2 separate regions of the Homo sapiens genome follow, and region 2 is linked to region 1. The links are chromatin loops, found by intact Hi-C in ENCODE. Cell type or tissue: thyroid gland. All regions are shown on one strand. Links, peaks and the distances in the headings refer to the core of each region. The heading gives the core; the rest is flanking DNA. Region 1 overlaps PARD3 (par-3 family cell polarity regulator). Region 2 overlaps PARD3 (par-3 family cell polarity regulator).

What was found. A loop is a pair of places that touch in the nucleus more often than their neighbours do. Peaks named below come from ENCODE experiments on the same cell type or tissue, not always from the same donor. Only the 100,000 strongest peaks of a DNase experiment are listed, where the experiment ranks them.
Region 2: it touches region 1 in a loop (2.3-fold over the local background); 60 of 110 quality-filtered maps call a loop at or near these places.

The regions. Positions count from the first base shown.
Region 1 is chr10:34,804,223-34,812,553 of GRCh38, forward strand. All of the region lies in intron 1 of PARD3 (par-3 family cell polarity regulator), which reads right to left. Among named protein-coding and RNA genes, the nearest start is that of PARD3, 6.9 kb to the right of the region's middle. RefSeq lists a silencer at 5,279-5,573. In thyroid gland, for the core only: no CTCF peak of the experiment used is centred there; DNase peaks (open chromatin) are centred at 3,884, 4,719 and 5,129; H3K27ac peaks cover 1,542 bases.
Region 2 is chr10:34,735,919-34,744,249 of GRCh38, forward strand. All of the region lies in intron 1 of PARD3 (par-3 family cell polarity regulator), which reads right to left. Among named protein-coding and RNA genes, the nearest start is that of PARD3, 75 kb to the right of the region's middle. RefSeq lists an enhancer at 1,370-1,870. In thyroid gland, for the core only: no CTCF peak of the experiment used is centred there; DNase peaks (open chromatin) are centred at 4,183 and 8,143; H3K27ac peaks cover 1,124 bases.

The DNA.
Region 1 (8,331 bases), core at 199-8,198:
GATGGGGTTTTGTCATGTTGGCCATGCTGGTCTTGAACTCCTGGCCTCAAGTGATCCGCCCACCTTGGCCTCCCAAAGTGCTGGGATTACAGGCATGAGCCACTGCACTTGGCCAAGATCAACTTGATTTGTCTAGAAGATTTTTTTTCCAGATCTCTAACAAAGTGGTAAAGGTACCAAATCCTATGTTCAACATTAATGAATTTAGTGATTAGTCACATCCTGTGTTGTAGTACATCAGGAACCAATATCCTGCACATTTTACCTCCTTCTTCTGCAGGTGCTGCTGTCTGTAATAAAAGAAATCCAAGTTTAGAGTATAACCCTGCTGGGCAGGAATCTGGCTAACCATTATTCACATATGGTTTTGCACACTGGGTTTCAGCATTATAAATGACACATGTTAAATGCCTTTGTGGTATAAGAAAATACGTTTCCTGGAAGAGTTTTCTTTTTTCCTTTGTCCCTCAGACTTCTAAAGAGTTTATTTTTTAATTTTGGACTTAACATTGGACTTAGAGAAGAAAATTAAAACACAGACATAAAAACTTTTTTCCAATTTGTATTGTCTATGTAAAAGAAATTGAACAAAAAAATCTAGTCTCATATATACCACCAACACAAAAACAACACTCCTTTCTTTGTGTTTTTAATATTAATACACATCTTTTGATTGGTTAGCAATTTTAGGTTTTTGAGACATAATATCAAGTTGATTTCTTAAGTGTTGAAGAAGGAAACACTGATTTTTAGTGTAGTCTATCTCAAAGAGGCTTTTTGAAATATATAAACCCTATAACATAGATTAGTTTTCTAATCTAAAGGGATGCGGTACAATCAACAAAAAGGGAAAGGCTGGGCGCGGTGGCTCACGCCTGTAATCCCAGCACTTTGCAAGGCTGAGGCGGGCGGATCATGAGGTCAGGAGTTCAAGACCAGCCTGGCCAACATTGTGAAACCCTGTCTGTACTAAAAATACAAAAAATTAGCCAGGTGTGGTGGCAGGCGCCTGTAATCTCAGCTACTCGGAAGGCTGAGACAGGAGAATCGCTTGAACCCAGGAGGCAGAGGTTGCAGTGAGCCGAGACTCTGCCACTGCACTGCAGCCTGGGCAACAAAGTGAGACTCCGTCTCAAATACAAGAAGGGAAAAACCAGACACTAGAAAAATATACATCTGAGTTCCAAAACCTTAAATCTTACAGTGTCTGAATAGTTAAAAACACCAAGATTGGGAGAATGTTGACTTGACTATCATCTCTAAAATGACTTAAATTTATACCACCATAAAAGATCACCCCAGAAATACACACGTATGTGCATATATATATATATATATATATATACACCGTACAGTTCGTATCATGCAATATCATACATCTGTAATTCACAAAGGGAATTGTCTTAGTCACTTCTGAGCATGATGTGATTTACATTAAAAGATACTTACCTTGAGACAATAAGAAATTCTGGGGCCGGGCGCGGTGGCTCACGCCTGTAATCCCAGCACTTTGGGAGGCTGAGACAGGCGGATCACGAGGTCAGGAGATCGAGACCATCCTGGCTAACACGGTGAAACCCCACCTCTACTAAAAATACAAAAAAATTAGCCAGGCGTGGTGGTGGGCACCTGTAGTCCCAGCTACTCGGGAGGCTGAGGCAGGAGAATGGCGTGAACCTAGGAGGTGGAGCTTGCAGTGAGCCGAAATCACGTCACTGCACTCCAGCCTGGGCGACAGAGCGAGACTCCGTCTCAAAAAGACAAAAAAAAAGGAAGAAGGAAGGAAATTCTGAAGGACACCCTAGACAAATTTTTTTTTTCTGTTAGAGACAGAGTCTCGCTGTGTCACCCAAGCTGGAGTGCAGTGACACCATCATAGTTCACTGCAATCTCAAACTCCTGAGCTCAAGCAATCCTCCCACGTCAGCCTCCTGAGCAGCTGGGACTAAAGATGCACACAACCATGTCTGGCTAATTTTTTTTTTTTTTTTTTGAGATGAATCTCCCCATCGCCCAGGCTGGAGTGCAGTGTCGCTATCTTGGCTCACTGCAACCTCTGCCTCCCAGGATTCAAGTGATTCTCTTGCCTCAGCCTCCCAAGTAGCTGTGATTATAGGTGTGCACCACCATGCCCAGCTATTTTTTGTACTTTAAGTAGAGATGGGGTTTCACTACTTTGGCCAGGCTCGAACTCCTGACCTCGTGATCCACCCACCTCGGCCTCCCAAAGTACTGGGATTACAGGCGTGAGCCACCACACCCGGCCTATGCCTGGCTAATTTTTTTAAAAAGAGACGGGGTCTCACTATGTTGCCCAGGCTGGGTCTTGAACTCCTGGCCTCAAGCAATCCTCCCACCTCAGCTTCCCAAAGCTCTGGGATTACAGGCGTGAGCCTTCTCACCCAGCCAACCCTAAGCAAAATTTACCCTAACTCTGAATAGCATCCATTTGACCTGGAGAGCAAGCCCCGTCATTTCAAAGTTGGGGGGGTCGGGGTGAGGCAAAATATTCTCACAGCATGGAGGGAAGCAGTAAGAGGTCCTGGACCCTGTATAACCATCTGAAAAGCCACTGCACATCACTTATGGTCCCATGAGCACCAAAACAAACCATGCAGAGCAGGAGTCCCTGCACAGCTCAGGGAACTGGCAGTGGGAGTCCAGCCCAGCACCTCTGAATATGAGAACATGGGGAAACAGAGGCTCACAGAGCTTGTAAGATTTGCCAAAGCTCAAAATTTCTGGGAGCCAAAGCCAAATGCTGGAAAGGCTGGTCCATTACGTGCATCCTTGGGGCATTCTCAACCTCCACTGCACAAAGGTAGCTGGCGAGCTGGGTAGAAGGAGTCTCTGGCTAAAGAACAATTGGTGAAGCCCTTAGAGGGGGTAGGGGGTAGCACACAGAGACCAGGGGACCTGGAGGCTCAGCAGCCAGGAGCTTACCAGACACTAAACAGGACACATTGGACAGGCCTGAGAAAGCAGGGATTCCACACTATATGGAAAACTCCTAAAGACAGCCAGTTTTCATTTGAAGTGTTTTGAGCATCTCTGATACACATATATATGTCATTTTATGAAATGCTCAGAACTACAAAATACCTAAAAATGGAGCGTTGTTCATAGTGGCTTATGCAGTCTATTTTTCTAACATCTTTATTGACATATAATCACATAACCATAAACTCCATCCATTGAAAGTATACACTTGAATAGAACTGTGCAACCATCACCATGATCTTAGAATATTTTCATCATCCCAAAAGGAAACCTCATACCCATTCACAGTCTCCATGACTCCAAACTCCCAGTCCTAGCGGAACACCACTCTACTGTCTCTATAGAGCTACCCACTCTGGTCATGTTATAGGAACAGAATTATACAATATGTGGGCTTGCTGCTATGAACACTGATGTACAGGTTTTGTGTACACATTTTCATTTCTCTTGTGTGCTTGTGTGTGTGTGTATATATATAAAGAGTATATATAAAATATATACAGAATAGAGTACAGAGACTATATACAAAATATACTCTGTTTAGGTGAAAAAAATAAATAATTGATATTTAAAGTCACTTGGATGTGGAGCTTGAAATTTTACTTGCAAGGACCAATATGAGTTGATGGAGAAAAAAGGAATACACAAAAGTAATATTTAAATGGCAAAAACCACGTAAAGATAGCAGGCCAGATGCAAGAAGGCACAGACCTATACACGAAAGTTATTTTAACTTTATTTACTAAAATGTTTACTTATTTACTAAATAAGTTAAAACAAAGTTATTTTTACTTATTTGCTAAAATTTAGGCCAGGCATGGTGGCTCGTGCCTGTAATCCCAGCACTCTGGAGGACCAAGGCAGGTGGATTGCTTGAGCTCAGGTGTTTGAGATCAGCCTAGCCAACATGGCGAGATGCCGTCTCTACAAAAACTACAAAAATTAGCCAGGTGTGGCGGCACACAACTGTAGTCCCAGCTACTTGGGGGACTGAGGCAGGAGGATCGCTTGAGCCTGGGAGGTTGAGGCTGCAGTGAGCAGAGATCACGCCACTTCACTCCAGCCTGGGTGACAAAGACCCTGTCTCAAAAAAAACAAAAGAAAGAAAGAAAAAACTTGTAAATAATGACTAAAAGACAAAAAAAAATCAGTCATCTTTCTACTTTATTCACTGAACTCGGCATTTATTTTGATAAAGATTTGCTTTTGTACAGAAAAGGTACCCAAAACAGGTAAAACTGTATACATTTACTGATGTCCAGCTCTACTGCCATTGACCTTGGTCCCAGCCAGGAATGTTGAGCGAGTGGCCAAGCAGGATGAAAGCATGCTGTGTGGGCTTAGCATGCCATCTCCCCCGATGGAAAATTACCTATAGAAAGCACCTTCTGGCCCAATCTTACATGTTTATTTCCATCCTTGATAAAAAATACCGAGGGCTCTAATCATCTATGGGGAGCTCAACATCACCAACTTGCACCCAACTCTGTGGGGAGGTAGAACCTCCCAGGACAGACGGAGGATCCGTCTGTGGGTTTGCATCCAAGTGGGACTTTAAATATTCCCTCCACAACCAATTTATCCATGTCTACCACAAGCCAAGAAGCGCTTCACATCCGCCAGATTCTCTCTGAGAATCTCAGATCCTAAACATTCCTACTTAGTCCTGGCACTCAGCCAAGCATCTCAACTGACGGAATCAGAGGCGCCAGACCAAGCATAGGTGTGTTCCAGGGCCAGATTCTCACACAGCCCTGGCCACCTGCCTTGAACCTCGCCCAAGGCGAATCCCAGGAGGGTCCTCTGCTTGAGCTGAAAAACAAACTGAACTCCCTCAAGACAGCTGATACGAAAGAGTAACTTCCAAGTACTCCAAACCTCATTAAATCTTAGTTTCCATTACAAGCTGTTTGTGCCAGTAGGTCAAACACACCAAACCTTAAAGTCCTTTAAATTCACGAGTGCTGATGATAGTCCTCTCAGCAGAAGTGTATTTTTTGTGTGAGAGCAGTGTAACATGTTGATTCTCAGCTTTCTATTTACTCAACATTCTGACTGCAATGTGACAGACACGGGCTATTCACCAAGACTGAAGCTCAGCCACCGCTTCAAGCATTTCACCCGGAGGGAGGAAGGGCGCACGGATACACTTGAAAACCACACAGCACAGCCCAAGCATCTGAGTCGGTACAGGAGCTACACCCAGGACGTCCCCAGGAGAGGCAGCAGGCAGGGAGAAAGATCCTCTAGCAGCTTGGGATGGAGAGCCAGCCTCCTGGAGATGGCTGTCTGGGCTAAGACTCACGAATGAGTGCAAGGAAGGAGCAAATGTCCCAGGCAGAAGAAACAGAAAATGCCAGAACAGAGGCAGCAAAGTGTATGTGAGTCCCAGGGGGTGGAGCAGCTGCAGAGGGAGTGGCTGGAAGGCAAGAGGGGTCCCTACAGGGACAGGCTGTGCTCAGAAGGCAGGACTTGGAGAACGCGGGACAAAGGCGCTTCAGCACCAGAGGACAATGTGACTTGAATTCTGGAAAGATCAGCCTTTCAAAAATGTTTAGTTTCTTTTTCCTTTTTAGAGGGAAGGCAGAAAATGTTAAAAAAATAAATAAATAAATAAAGCTGCTTTCATTTCACTATTTTTATGCTTGCCTCTATTTTCTTTCAATCTCTGCAACAGTACAACTATTTTCTTAAAAGTTTCAATACGCTTGTAAATGAATAACATGCAGTCATACATTTATTCACAGAAAAATTCCATACCAACCACAAGATTTTTCATAAAAACCATGACTGTCATTGTTACTAATCAACAGTCTCCCGCCACCAAAAAAGCACATTTTCAAAAGTTTCTGTCCATGAGCTCAACTTTTTAAAAAATACAGGTCAAGCATCCCTAATTGAAAAATCCAAAATCCAAAATACTCCAAAATCTGAAACTTACTGAGCACCCACATGACGCCACACCTGGAAAATTCCACATGTAAGTACTTACCACAGACTTATTTTCAAGCACAAAAATACTGCATAAAATTACCTTCAGGCTATGTGTATAAGGTACGTAGGAAACATAAATTCTAACAATACATTAGACTTGGGTTCCATCTTCAACCTATCTCATTATATATACAAAAATATCCCAAAGTCCAGAAAAATCCAAAATACTTGTGTGGTCCCAAGTATTTTGGATAAAGGATGCTCAACCTGTAATAACAACAGGTTGCTATTAAATCACTCTAAAGTGATGTGCTTGGGGACAGAAGCCAGAGGCCCCAATAATCAACCTGTAATCAAGCCAATACCCGCAGCTTTTACTTCCCCAGCCCATACACACATGCAACACACAATTTTGTTCTCCTGATTGTGGTGCTGCACGTCATTCAATCTCACATTCTTACCTATCCTTCAATGAAATTACATGCTGCGTTTTTAAGTAAACAGGAAAAATCCAAGCAGCAATAGTGGGACACCTGGGAAAGTTCCCTGGGTGTAAAACTGCTTGGTGGATAAAACATATTGGTGATTCCATTCATCTTTACGGAGCAGCTAGTATGGGCCGGGCCCAGGACTTTAGAGTTTCCCTCTCATCATCCTGTTTAATACTTACATTAACCCTGCCAGGGAATATTCCACTTGAGATAATGGGGCTCCGTAGGGTTGGTGTACCCAAGGTTAAATGGCCTGTAAACCTAAGTCACCAAACCCAATACAAAGCTCCCCTATACCCAAGGTTAAATGGCTTGTAAACCTAAGTCACCAAACCCAATCCAAAGCTCCCCTACAGGCTGAGAGGAGAGCTATGAGGGAGGTGGGAACAGTGAGCAAAGGGGCTCCAGCACCTCCTTGCCCTCACTTTTGCCCTTCACTCTCTCCTTCCCCTTTTGGTCACTCAGCAACCTTTATTTAGAATGAAATGCTAAGGAATTATCCATCCAAACCTCATCTAAGGTTGCTCAGGTCATCCTCCTAGAACTACTTGTTACCCTGACTCTTAGCTAAACACCACAGTCCTTCCTACTGCACGAAGTCTCAGGGTCTTGCCCTGGCATTCTGTCCTCCTCAGTTTGATCCTGACCCCCTGGGCTGAATGCCTGAATCGCCTTTGTCCATACTGCCTTCCTGGAATGCCCTCCCTTTCACTTATCAGAATCGTAGCAGACATTCTGCAGATTCACACACCTAGACCCCAACTGCAGACCTCAGACCCAGAGCCCATCTGCCCCTGCAGGCAGGTGCCTCACCCAGTTAGCAAGCACTGCCCTATATCAAGGTCAGCCTTCCCACCAACCAAGCCCAGTTCAAATCCTAGTGACTAAATGAGACTCCCACACACACCCCATAATGATAGCACCCACCTCCAAAATCCAGAAGCGATTACTGACTGTATCACAGTGGTGCCAATTAATGCTACCACCTCCTGTTATTTATACTGTTATATATTCTTCCTGTCTCCTAGATTATACTTTTTTTTGAAAATTGCACGAATTCAGTCTTATATTTTTTTCATAGAGCATGACTTTTTATACACAGCAGCCCTTCAACCAACCCCACACAGCGCTGCAGCTCAGCACCATGTCCACCTGGAATCACGCGTGTCAGGTCGCAAGCGCAGAAGAACAGATGCAGACACGGTCCATCCTCCCATCCTGCGCCCTCATGAGAACGGTCCATGTAACGCGGTTCCCAATGTCTAGCACCGCACTGTCCTCAGCGAGGCTCCTAATGCAGATGGGTGGATGAGGATGAACAGCTATTCCCAACCATCAGTGATCACAACCACAAAACCATCTTTCAGGAGAGGAAAAAAGAAATGTCACACATGACTAAGCATAAGCCTTCAAATATCTACTCACTGAGGACATGTCTAGTATTAAATCATGACACTTCACTATCCAGAAAAATTGATTTGTGTAATCTGAAGAGAAAACAGCTCACATGCAATGCCAGAAAATTAGCCCCACCACACCAGAAAATGTTTACTGCAGAGAAAGCCTTGGTGATTTGAGAGTTGGGACCTTTCTCTTTTCCTTTTTATTTTTTATTTTTGGCTTGGTTGGTTATTATCCAAAGCCATAAACATGATCTGCCCACACTTTTCCCCACCAGATGGGAGCTCATCAAGCCACATGTCACCTAGCAACCTAAACACCACTCCACAACTATCCAGCCACCCAATTCTTCACACAGAATTTCTCTTGTTCTATTAGGCAATACGGATAAGGAACAGATAGAGAATAAAAGTTAAAACAGTGTTAAATACATATTAACACTTCCTCATCACTTAATATAGAATGGGAAAAGTAGTAAGAAAGACTAAAAATTAATCTTAATCAT
Region 2 (8,331 bases), core at 155-8,154, 68 kb before region 1:
CTCACTCTGTTGCCCAGGCTGGTCTCAAACTCCTGGGCTCAAGTCATCAATCCTTCTGCCCTCCCAAATTGTTCAGATTACAGGCATGAGCCACCACACCAAACTTGTTACTTTTTTTTTTCTTTCTTTTGAGACAAGAGTCTCGCTCTGCCGCCCAGGCTGGAGTGCAGTGGCGCGATCTCGGCTAGCTGCAAGCTCCACCTCCCGGGTTCACGCCATTCTCATGCCTCAGCCTCCCGAGTAGCTGGGACTACAGGTGCCCACCACCACACCCGCTAATTTTTTGTATTTTTAGTAGAGACAGGGTTTCACCGTGTTAGCCAGGATGGTCTCAATCTCCTGACCTCATGATCCGCCTGCCTCGGCCTCCCAAAGTGCTGGGATTATAGGCGTGAGCCACTGCGCCTGGCCCTTTTTTTTTTTTTTTGGTGATAGGGTCTTGCTCTGTCACCCAGGCTGGAGTGCAGTGGCATGATCACAGCTCACTGCAGCCTCAAACTCCTGTGCTCCAGTGATCCTCCCACAACAGCCTCCTGAATAGCTGGGAACACAGACACATGCCACCACACCTAGCTAAATTTTTTTTTCATCAGCAGACAAAGCTATAAAAGAAATGAAACAAAAATAGATCACTTGAATCCGCACCACTGTCTGTGTTCATAAAGAAAGTGACAACTACACTGAAGAAAGAGTTATTTCAAAATGTTGGAAATAGGTTACTTTATTAATTAATTAATTTATTTATTTATTTATTTATTTATTTATTTATTTACTGAGACAGAGTCTTGCTCTATTGCCCTGGCTGGAGTGAAGTGGTGCAATCTAGGCTCACTGCAACCTCCACCTCCCAGGTTCAAGCAATTCTCCTCAGCCTCAGCCTCCCAAGTAGCTGGGATTACAGGCATGCGCCACCATGCCCAGCTAATTTTTGTATTTTTAGTAGAAACAGGGTTTCGCCATGTTGGCCAGGTTGGTCTTGAACTCCTGACCTCAAGTGATCTGCCCACCTCTGCCTCCCAAAGTGCTGGGATTACAGGCATGAGCCACCATGCCTGGCCAAAATAGGTGACTTTAGACATCCCAAAAGGTCAGAAGCAACAAACTCATGTCTCCCTCCCCTTTTACGGTTGAGATGCTCCACAATCCCAACTGAGAACAGCAAGACACAGTTACAGAAACAGAAATGAGAAAGCGGGTGAAGGGGAGAAAGGGGGACGGAGAGAAGCAGGGGTCTGCAGTATTGACCTGGTCCCAAGAATACGGGGTGTTTATTTAGGTGGTTGAGCAAATAGTCGGTGAGGTCAAAGGTATCTCATGCATACAATGTGCCTTTCACTTTTCAACAGGAGCCAAGGGTTATTCTGTAACTATGTGCTCAGGCAAGGAAGATTTCCCACTTCTCCACTAACAACAGTCAGAAGCCAAAAGCTCCACTCAGGTGCTTGGCTACATTTTGCCTTAAAGGACAGCTGAAGTGGTGCGGTTACCTCCACCCCAACAAGGACTAAGAAAGACGTCTGCCCAACACTATGGAGCCGATTTTACCACAGAGGTGAAAATCCTATCCCCTCCCACAATGAGCATTCTATTTGGGGGAGGCAAAACCACAGTGCTCTGGTTTGAACATTTGTGTCCCCTCCACAATTCATGCTGAAACTTAATCCCCAACGCAACAGTAGAGAGGAGGTGCCTTTAGAAGGAGATTAGCCTTAGAAAAGGGCCCTCGGCTCCCCCACCACGTGAGTGCTCAGCTGCTAGGCACCAACCTAGCAGCAGAATCCAGGCCCACACCAGACACTGGCACCTAGTTTGGACTTCCCAGCCTTCAGAGCCGTGAGAAATAAATCTGTTGTTTTATAAATCACCCAACTTCAGGTATTTTCTTATAGCAACACGAATGAACTAAGACACACAGCAAACCAGCATGAAACATCTAGGAAAGTAGGAACACAAGAACACAGCACACCACGCTAGGGACGCCTGGGCCCGCAGGTGGTTCTCAGAACTGCCATTGAGAATGCCCACAGCAAAGGGCCCATTAGGCAAAGGCCCAGGAGGAAGAAGGCAACAGCAGATGGGGGCGTCTTGCTGAAAAAGCTGAGACTCTGGACTGCCTCATACAGGATATGGGTCTTACTACAGGCAATACCCTCGAATATTTTCTACTCTATTCTTTCTCTGTCTTTAAAGCCAATTTTAACCTACGAAGAAATACAACCTCCTCTTCTCCCACTCTTGCCCCACCACCAAAGACAAACACACATATGCTAGACTAACCATCCTACATGATACATGCATGTATGACTTTAAGGAAAACACTTCTAATAAGATAGCTGGAGGGAATGATCAGGATTTTATAAGCACCACTAGTCCTGGGAAAGCTGGTACTAGATCCATCTACTCAGACAGGAAGAATCCCATTTTCGTTTGTATTTTATTTTAGAGATGGAGTCTCACTATATTGCCCAGGCTGGTCTGGAACTCCTGGCCTCAAGGGATCTTCTCGTCTTGGGGTCCCCCCAAAGTGCTGGGGTTATAGGTGTGAGCCACCTCACATGGCCTCAGAATCCCATTTTTAATAAGCTCCACAGCACATCACTACCTCATTAAAATACCTCATTAAAATGGAAGAAAAGCCAACATACGGAGACCCCATCTCTACACATAATTTAAAAATTAACCAGGCATGGTGGCACTCATCGGCGGTTCCAGCTACCAGAGAGGCTGAACTGAGAGGATCACCTAAGCCCAGGAGGTCCAGGCTGCAGTGAGTGAGCTGTGTTCACGCCACCGCACTGCACTCCAGCCTAGGTGACAGAGTGAGACCCTGTCTTAAAAAAACAGGGCAGAAGAGGTCAGGGGGAGGATGGGTGACAGAGTAAGACCCTGTCTCAAAATAAGGGGACAGAAGGGGTCAAGGGGAGGAAGCCTATTGCCACTTCACACAAAGTACTGCTAATTTTATTTCTAAAATGTTTAGAGCACATTGTAGCATAAAACATAAAACCAGAACAAGCACAAATGGGGGTGTTCAGTAAATGGTAATGATTGATATATCTGAACAAAAATTTACAAATGGATGTAAAGTAACACTTCAGCTAGCAGAAAGTAACTCACTTTCTCCGTTTTGTTTAAGGGATCACCTCCTTAAACAAAATTACCAACCACTGAAATGTAGGTAAAGTTTTTATTACATAAAATGAAGTTGACAACTAAATGCAATGTAGCCCTCTGGACTGGATCCTGGCATAGAAAGAGGACACTAACTGAAAAACTGGTGAACAGCAAATAAATTCTGAAGTTTAGTTAAAGTCAACGTTGGTTCATTTTGACAAATGCATCACAGTGATGTAAGACATTAGCAAAGAGGATGAGGTGAGGGGTACACTCTCTCTACTATCTTTGCAGTTTTTAATAAATCTAAAGTTATTTTAAAATAAAAAGTTTATGTTAAAGAATGACCGCACCAGAGGGCTGTTCAAGAAATGAGGAAGGGATCAACCATATCAAGTACTACTGAGGAATCCAGCAAGATAAGCGTCCACCTGACTTATATTAATTAAAATGCTGAAATCCCAGGAGTGCTGGGAGAGAGGCGAGGGCAGGGGATCACAGGAACTTTGTTGCAGAGTTGCAGAAGGCCTCAGTGCTTCCCTCTGTCCCAGAGGTCCTGTGATATCCCCTCCTCTTGCCCTATAAGCATCACGGTCCTATTGCTATGAACCACCTTGTGCAACCTCAGTGGTGCTTTGGAATGTTCTAGAATGAATCAAAAGATCCTCACAGCTTTCCCTAAACTTAGGAATGCATCCTAAACTACTGAGTTCAGTATGATATTCAATAAAGTGGGAGCAGGGGATAGAAAATGCCCCATGCACTGACCTCTTAAATCCTGTGCAAGATTCTATGCATAGAGGATCTCTCTGCACATACCACATAGAATGTTTTCTGAAGCTTGCTGGAAAATATTCCCTATCTCTGTCAAAGAAAGGGAGAAAGGATAAGTCAGGAGGAGGGCAGAACCAGAGTTGGAAGGCAAGGACAGCTGCTACGGTTCACCCTCCTACACACTGACCCGCCAGCGACTCCGTGCAAGTTCATGGAGAAGGGAAGGGAAGAAAGGAAAGGTGTCAGCTGACTTGAGCTGGAGAGAGAGAAAAACACAAAGGCGACAGCTGGTGAGAGCCTCCCGTCCCCACCCCAAGAGGAGAAAGGGAGGAAACCTGAAACCACTTCAAGACGAAAAAGAGGCAGTCCCATTGCAGCTGGCTGCCTCCTCCAGTTCCAGCAGAGCTGGCCGGCTGGGAGACAGCCCCAGCCTGCTGGGAGAGCCCCCTGGGAGCTGAGCTGCAGGAGAGGGCTCCGACAGCCCTCCTGGGTTCTGAGACAGCAGTGAATTCAAGGAGACAAGGATGCTCTGAAGGCAAAAGGATAAAAAATGGATCAGTGCATCTGGTCTCCCTGTCAACAAACATATCCTTCTGATGCCACCTCTTTCACGACCCAAGAATCTTTTGAATCCATGGCAGTAGCACAAGACAACTTCCTTGACAATCACTGTGCCCGTTCCAACAAAATGCGGTTTTCTATCATCAGTGAGTGATAGGACTGTAACAGGTGTGTTCAGAGCTGAGCTGTTCTTCTGACTCCCGCCCCCATCTCCCCCTCCCACTCCTCCTACCTGTCAGCTCCCAGGGCACCCTAACTTTCACACCAAGCTGTTTTAAGGCTTCCAAAGGCCTCTCTCACCAGCCTCTTCTATATCATGTGAACAACAAATCACGTTCCCTCCCCTCTTTTCCTACTGATTCAGACAGAATCTTCATTCTGAACAACAAAAAATTGACGTATATCTTTTGAGATCTAGACTTCACAGCATAAAAAAATTGATAAAGCCTACTAATTATACCAAGTAGGGTAAACAGTGGTTAAATTTTTTTTAATGTGAAGCTTGACTAAAGTCTACTTACACAGAACTATCACTATATGAACAATATGGTAGACAGGTAATGTTGGTGTCTCAAATAACTAACTCGAGTTCAACTTTTAACAAAAGTATAAATGCAAATAATTTGTTTACATAAGACTTTTTCCCCCTAAAACAAATATTATAGCTAATTGGAACTGGCCTATTTGTGGGTGAACAGACCAACAGGCTAACAGACTATACTCAATACTACATCTCTAAAGGCAGTAAAATGCCAAACCTACAAATTGCCTATGGAAAAGTCAACTGCTGTGTTTTCGTAAACCAAATTTTTTTTTTTTTTTTTTTTGTTTGAGAGAGAGTGAGTCTCACTCTGTTGCCCAGGCTGGAGTGTGGTGGTGCGATCACAACCTTCTGCAGCTTCAACTTCCTGGGCTCAAGTGATCCTCCCACCTCAGCCTCCCTAGTAGCTGGACTACGGGCATGCACCACCACATCTGGCTAAGTTTTTTTATTTTTTGTAGTGGTACAGTCTCACTATGTTGCCCAGGCTGGTCTTGAACTCCTGAGCTTAAGCGATCCTCCTGCCTCAGCCTCCAAAAGTGCTGGGATTACAGGCATGAGCCACTGTGCCCAGCCTATTTTTATTTATAAAAAGAAAATTCTGGGTAAAGAAGAAAGGGAATATCTAATTCTCATTTAGGTGGGGTTTTTAGACACCAATCCATGCAGAAGCGACAGCCCCTGTGCAGAGGAGCGCAGCCATCTACAAATGGACCACAGAACAAAGAGAATGCCCTGCTGTCAGCACAAAAACTCTTCCCATGCTGGTCGGTGCCACTGTGATACCTGCTTCTGTGGAGCAGATGATCCTGGGATCCTATTGTCCCTCATTGTGTATGGATTCAGTAGGCACTACTGAGAAATCTCTTATAGTCTAACAGAAGTTAATGAAGCACATACAACACAGAAAAATTAACAAAAGTTGATAAAGTACTTCAAAAAGACCATTACTGGTTTTTGTAAACTCACAGGATGATTCCAGATTTTGCAAGCATTAGAATATAAAATACCTAAAAATTTCTTAAAATGTACAATATAACAATAAGGTAAATTCATAATAATCAGGTTCAGCGACAATACTCAGAAGCAATGAGACAATCCCATCCCATTGCCTGGCACAGGAACTGCCTATTTAGTTTTCAAGGTGTTTGTACTTCTTTTGTCTCAATCTCCCCAGCACAACCTTGGGAGGATGAAAATTCACGTGATAGCTACATGCTACTGAAACTTGGTTCTTCCAAGTTTCCTCCACTCAATTAAACCTCCAAATTACTTGCCTTTGATAACTATTTTTAATGACAAACTACAAACAATCACAGAGTTTACAAGGACAGGAACTGGGATGAGATCAGAGGCACTTGCCTCTGACACCAATGTAAGGGGGGGACCAAAATCTCAGTAGTCACGATAAATATCATAATGCAACAATTCAACAAAAGAGATTGTTCAGCTAGAGATCAACAGATTAATAGACTGATTAATAGAGATTAATCCAATCCACTGCCACAACAGATCTCCACGTTTGCAGTCCTTGGCTGGATGGCCTCTACACAACACGGCTCCCAGGGGTGGTCCCGTCTCACAGACCCTACAGGCCAAGTTCTTTACTTTTCAGTTTCCGTGTTCATTAAGTGTCCTGGAAGCAGAACTGCATCATAAGATCAATGGCAATTACTCTGACCTAAAAAACAGAGAATCTCATAGATGATCTAATGAATCACATCCCAACCAACCAATCCAGGGTTGATCTACCCACATCCTGTACTGCGTGGAGGCTTTTTAATACCAGTCACTACTAGGGAGTAAAACGTCAAAAAGAGATTGCATTCCTTAATTTTGCATTGTTTGCAATTATCTGTAAAAACTAATTTTTCAAAAGAAGAAGGGAGACAATGCAGGCAGCCTTCTCCATATTGATCGTGAAGAATCTACAATCACCAACAAGGCACAGCAGGCCACAACATCTGAAACTGCAGACCCTATGTTCCTACCACAGGCTCCTTCACTGAAAGCAGGAGCTTCGGAGTCACACGGTCTTGGGTGCCAAGTACCACTCAGCCATTTATTAATATCGCCAAGCCTCAATGTCCTTTTGTAAGAAAGGAACGTAATATCTAATTCATTGGATTATAAATTCATATGTTGAAGGCCTAATAGTATGCACTGGACTTAGCAAATATTCAATTAAATCTTATCATCATCATCTCATAATTATTTTTCCATTGTATCCTTCCCCAAACCAGAAAATCTCTAGGTTCCATGAAAATGTGTCCACAGAAAGAACCAAAGGCATGGCAGAGCTCCATGCTAGGCCACGGTACTCCTCTGCTGCTGTCTTCAACACCAGGTGACTGGTTTCCTAAGGAACTAGACACACAACTTGTCAACAGCATTTGTCTTCTCATCTGCACTGCTCCCAACCAATGACCCAACACAGCTTTGTCATCTTGGGAGAGAAGGTGGTGGTACACCTTCAGATCAGTTTCTTTGATTGACCTAAGAAACATACAACTGAATGTGGGACGCATCTATCCTAATAGGACTCCAACATAAATCAGCACCTGTCACACAGAAGACCACATCTCAACCTCACACTTATCTTTCAGAATAAACTGAAATCTACACTAAATTTCAGGTCCGAAAATCCCATGCCAATTAATAGAGAGCACAGAATCACAAACACAAGTAACCAAACTCTCCCGTATCTAAAAATCTGCTTTCTCGAGCCACAAAGACATCCTAACTAGCCTTGATAGATTGTACATACAGCACTGCCAGTGATGGGTATCTGAACTTGAAGTCATTGTTCCATTTCACATGAAGATTGAACCTGCACATCGGCTGTCTAAAATCAATGCCAAGGTTGGAGGAGGGAGAGGAAAAACAGGGTTGGTCTGAGAGCACACGGAAGCTGTGTGACTGCCCCCACAATCACGCCTGGCTGCAGCCCCCAGATAAGGGCATGGTGGGTCCTCCCCTGCCACCCTTCTCTGCCATATATAGCAGTGCTGGGCACCTGGCACAGACTCCCTTTGCACTCATGGCTGCCTGGAGAATTGCTCAGAGTAACAGCATGTCTCGGCTAGTTAAAAAGATCTCCAGACACTCTGAGCCCGTGAAAGAAGCAACAAACAGCCAGGCCTGAGCCAATCCAGATGACTACTAGAGCAGCAAAAATCTCAGCTGTGCCAACTAGACCAGTCACCACGCTCCTCACCGCCCATCTCCCTCTGGCCAAATGGCTCTCCATGGTGTCCCTTAGAAATAACAATAAATAGCGCAACAACTTAATTTTATAGTTAAAATGCAACAAGCCAGACAGTACATTAGCCATTATCCAT